Linked DNA regions of Mus musculus: region 1 is linked to region 2. Evidence: chromatin loops called from intact Hi-C (ENCODE). Cell type or tissue: heart. All regions are shown on one strand.

Region 1 (2,500 bases), 56 kb after region 2:
GGGGTAAGGACCAGTCAGAGCTGGAAAGGGTAGGAGTCTGGGGACTGAGAACATGTCTGGCCAGCCCGTGTGCCACGATGGCTCCTGTGGACACAGGCTGGGGTCCAAGAGCGAGCCTGGCAGTAGGCTAAGACAAGTCCTCGCTGCAGAGGCAGCTGTGGCATCCGATCCGGACCCGCAAAGCCTTCTGGATCTTTCGGGCCGACCTGTCCCCACACGCGGGACCAGAGAAGAGTGTGGAGGAGAGGCCAGGCTCAGCCTCGGGAAGGGAAGACCCAGCCAAGCATGGGGGCCGCTGCACCCGCACTTACTGTCGCTGCCGCTGCTACCTCCACCAGGTCCAAGGCGCTGGGCCACTGTGACCAGAGCTCAGCCAGGCCGGGCTCCGCCCTTGTCCTCCCAGCCCCGCCCTCCTTTTCTCAGCTCACCACGCCCCGTTCAGCGCTTCCGGGTTTGCCGACTCCTCCCTCTGGCCCCGCCCCCACGCGCGCCTCTTCCTGGCCTACGGCAGTAACTGCAGGCGTCCAATTGCAAAGTGAAAAAAGTGTGGCTTTGGAACAGGTCCTGCCTGACTCCCTATTGGTATCCACCGCCTCATTCCCTAGGGTGCCCCACAGCCCCCTGCTCCCCCTCAATACTTCCAGAGCAGGATGTACCAGCAAGATGAACTTGGCCTCCCAGCCTAGGTGGAGAGCCGCAGAGAGAGCTTGAAGCTATTTGGTGGCAGTGAGCGAGGCCAGAGTGAGCAGATTTGTGTTGGAGGGGCAATCCAGATGCCACATCTGCAGAAGAGAAACTTTTGGGAGACTCTGAGATCAAAGTTCAGGAGAGAGCTGAAGATGGCTCCTGTACAGCTCCGAGTGCAGAGTGGGGGTTACGGAACCGATGTGCTTTGTTTTTGTTTTCTTTTTGAGAGAGAGAGAGAAAAGTGGGGAACCTAAGGAAACACCCAAGAGTGGCAGAAGTTTGGGCTTCCTTTCTACCCAATCCCTTACCACTGGGGGGTGACTTCCTCCGCTGCCCTGCAGGGGACGTGTAGGTGTCACCTACCACCCGCACTTGGGAGGCTCTGGGGTTTAGGCTCACCTTAGCTACATAGTGGTCAGCCCAGGTTACTTGAGACCCTGGCGGCGTTAGGGTTGGAGTATACATGCCTGCGCTGTCCTTACAGATCACCTGAGGAGAGGAGGTAAGGACAGGAGGGGAAAAGAAAGAGGCAGAGTAGGAGTTGGCTGATGTCCTGCGCTAGACCAGAGAAAACGTGGGCACAAGCAAGGCTGGTGTGGGCCAGTCCCAGAGACCAGCTGGGGACTTACTGATGCCAAAGCTTAGTAGGCTTCTTTTCATAAGTGTGAAGGGGGAAAAAATAGAATTTTCTCTACCCATCATGGTTCCTAGTTGGCAAAGGATCCCTAATATCAAACACAGAAGAAAAACAACAGGCTTTTAATAATGTGTAACACAGACACACACACACTTGCCCACTCACACACATACACATGCACACTTTTAGACACACTCACATATATGTATACATGCACCCATGCACACATGTACATATGCACACACATCAGACATGCATACCCACATACACACGTGGGTGAGGCTCAGAGAAATGAGTAAATCTCAAAACATGGCCTAAATACCAGCCTCAACTGCAAGGGGAACACGTGAGGTCTGGAATTCGGCTCTGTGGGAGAGCAGAAGCTAGCATGCTCCAAGCCGTGGGCACACTCCCTACAGGGCACAGAGGAGGCAAAGGTTACCTCAGGATCAGAAAAAGCACAGCAAACAAGAAGGTAGCCTGGGCGGTTCTCCTTGTCTCCCTGTGTCCTTTGCTGTGATAAAACCCCGGAGTAAAACTGACTTGGGACGGAAAGGGTTAATTTCATCTTAGAACTCCACTGAGGGGAATCGGAGCCAAAACTGAAGATAGGAAGCTGGAAGCAAGAATTAAAGCAGACACCAGGAAGAAACTGAGGCTTACAGGACTTGATCTCTCGGTGGTAGAAACTCAGGAGTTAGGGAACTCCTGGAGGCAGGAACTGAGACAGAAGCCGTGGAGTAAAGTTGCCCTCTGGTTTGCTTTAATACAAGCCAGGGCCACCTACAAGGCATAGCTATAAAAGTACCTTTCATTGGCCTAATGTAATTGTTGTCTCAGAGGTTTACTGCCTCTGTCTGCTAACCTAGGCCTAGTCTTGGAAGCTTCTAGCCTCTGTACAATCTTACCTAGGCCTAGAATGTTTACAGCCTCTGAGACTGCTGAATTTCAAGCTCACCCTTTCCTAGTTTTTTTTTCTGAGTTCTGGCTGTCTGGTTCAACTCAGCTATTCTGGCTCAAAGTCCTCTCTACACTGACTGACTCAATCTGGCTTTTCTAGGCTTCTCCTGAATTGCTCTGCTCAGGCTCATACTAACTTCAGCAATCTGTTCTGGTCCTTGGGCTCCCTCTCATTCTCTGGTTCCTTCTGTCTTCACCTGTGTCTGGCTTGTTTTC
Region 2 (2,500 bases):
GACTGTAGGTAAGATAAATGAAGTGGAGGCTTCTGTAGCCCCAGATGTTAGCTTTTTACTCCCATGGGGGTCCAGTGGTCACGGGACAGCTCCCAAGGATAAAGACCTAGGGTGTCTTCATTTTGGAGCCATAAACCTATAGACACACAGAAGCAAGCGAGGGATGGCGGAGGTCGAGGGAAGGCATTCACAGGCTCCCAGCTGGTTTACTTAGAATGTTGGGTGCACACACCTCTTCTGTCCCCCACTTACCTGGCCACAGCTGCTCCGGCATGTCTCCCAACCAGCCCCCAGGAGGCTAAGCACCACGGGCAGGTGCATCTCAGGCACTATGGGGCATGAGGAAATGTACTACAGGTACTGGGAAGTGGTTGGTAGGAGTCTGAGGCTAGGTAGTGAGGCTCATAGTCATCCCTCACCAACTCTCCTCTGTGAGCCAGTGTGAGGTCCATGAGGATGAGCAGGAGAGGCTGGGCGTGATGGATGAGTGAGGACACATGGACCACCATTATGAGGAAACATAGACAGGAAGAGCCAGCATCCAGGCAGACATGCCATAAGAGCCCGCCACTGTCCATGGGGATCGTCCTGACCACTCCTGGCTGGAGGTACCTGCCTTGGACAAGGACATCCCATCAAACTCTCCTAATGTTCTAGAAATAAAACACCCGCACTCTGCAGGCGAGGAAAGGGCTGCGGACCAAGAGCCTGGGGCTACAGGCTTGTAATCTCAGCCACTCAAGAGTCTGGGGCAAGAAGACCATCAAGTAACCCCAGGCACCTTAGCAAGTCTCACCTCAAAACAACAAAAAGGGTCGAGGTTGCAGCTTGCTGTTAGGCTCTGGGCTCAATCCCCAACTCTGGGGGGAAAAAAAAAACTTAATTGTATAAGCTGGCCATGGCCAAGGACCAACCAAGAAGTAACATGTGATCCCAAATCACCCTAAGGAATCTCCCCAGATCCCGCCAGCCCTTTTTCTGACAAAGCCAAGTAGCTTTGGAAGAAAGCGGGGAAGCTGCTGTCCAGAGGCATCCGGGAAACTTAGAAGATACTGCCACCTGATGAGGGTTACCCAGGGCACAAAGGCTCCCAGTCCCCAGGGGAGTCCAGATCTGCAGTGCAGAGCACCACCTAGAGGCGGATCTCAGCACAGCACCCCCCTCCAGGCTGGGTGGAGAGCGGGCAAGAACCCCACAGAAATGTGGACCAAAACCACACCCTGCTGGTGTCCCCAGTGCCACCTGTCCCTCACTCTCTTCCCAAACCACCAGGTTGCCTGATTCCAGACTCACTGGGCCTGTGTCCCTAGCCCTGTCTCTAAATATGAACTGAAAATCACCTAAGGCTTAGGAACTGAGGTGGCTCAGCTGTGTGACGCTGGGCAAGTTGCTGCCTTTATCTGAGCCTCAACTCCTCCTCTGGTTATACTGGGTAGAAGAGAGGACAGATAAGTCTGGCTTTAAACTGAAACCATAACAATTAAGGTTAATTAACCTCTGTGTGCCTCGGTTGCTCATCTGGAAAATGGGTTGATGACCCAGTTATTTACTCTCTTCCATCAACCAAAGAAGAGCTTGGCTCCTGGGAGTGCCCTGTGAATGTTCCAGATAATCCCTACAGCCCATACTCTGGCTGTGGACTCCGTACCAGCCAAGAGCCCTGGTGGGTAGGACAGTACTCTCACTGAGGCCCACGAAGTGTCTAGGGGAGGGCTCCTACCCCTCCTACCCTCTCCTCTCACCTCATACTGATGCCTTGTGGACACAGTAAGCGCAGATCTCCTCAGATCTGCAGTCTACAACCACAGAAGATGATGATAACCACCCCAATTAAACTTCTGGGGAACTAGAAACAGGTGCCCTGCGCCCCAGCTCACCCCAGGCCCAGAGAGAGGAAGCAGCAACTGCAAACTCCCCGGAGCATTAGAGGGTCAGCTGAGGCAGGGGTTCCCCTCTCCTCCCTGACAGAGACATGCAAACCAGCATGGGGACAGCCCCGGCTTCGGGCTTTATAGGTGTTGTGTTTCTCTGCGTGAGGGTCAGTTTCATCATTTGTGAAATGTGGGTGTGACCCATGGTCTCTTCCTTGGATGTAAGAAAAAGCTCCCAAATGTCCTCCATCAATGGTGGCCTGGGGGTGCAGCGCTTGCATAGCACATACAAAGCCCCAGGGTCTATCCTCAGCACCGCATAAACCTGAAATGCTGTCACGCACCTGTAATGCCTGGAGAGTGAAGGCAGAAGTGTCACCAGATCAAGGATAGCCTTGGCTAAGTAGTGAGTTTGAAGCCAGCCTGGGCTACATAAGATCCTATTCAAAAAAACAAACAGAAATCAATACCTCCCCATCTAGACTAAGTGTCCTCTTGTACCTAATATCTGTCCTTACTGGTGCACCGGGGACAGGAAGGCAGGGCTAGCTGCCGAGACTATCGGGAGGGAGGCAATGGATGTCTCTCCTCCTTTCCAACACTGGGGAGAGAACAAAGGTGGAAAGAAG

Evidence for each region. A loop is a pair of places that touch in the nucleus more often than their neighbours do. Peaks named below come from ENCODE experiments on the same cell type or tissue, not always from the same donor. Only the 100,000 strongest peaks of a DNase experiment are listed, where the experiment ranks them.
Region 1: it touches region 2 in a loop (3-fold over the local background); 18 of 42 quality-filtered maps call a loop at or near these places.

What each region holds. Positions count from the first base shown.
Region 1 is chr10:60,752,423-60,754,922 of GRCm38, forward strand. Slc29a3 (solute carrier family 29 (nucleoside transporters), member 3) reads right to left here and starts at 360. Exons shown (of 6, transcript NM_023596.3): 1 at 312-360. The coding sequence starts at 312. In heart, CTCF peaks have their summits at 494 and 1,028; DNase peaks (open chromatin) are centred at 429 and 1,049; H3K4me3 peaks cover 850 bases; H3K27ac peaks cover 1,123 bases.
Region 2 is chr10:60,696,048-60,698,547 of GRCm38, forward strand. Cdh23 (cadherin 23 (otocadherin)) reads right to left here and starts at 443. Exons shown (of 71, transcript NM_023370.3): 1 at 253-443. In heart, a CTCF peak has its summit at 1,143 (motif pointing left); a DNase peak (open chromatin) is centred at 1,134; H3K27me3 peaks cover 1,856 bases.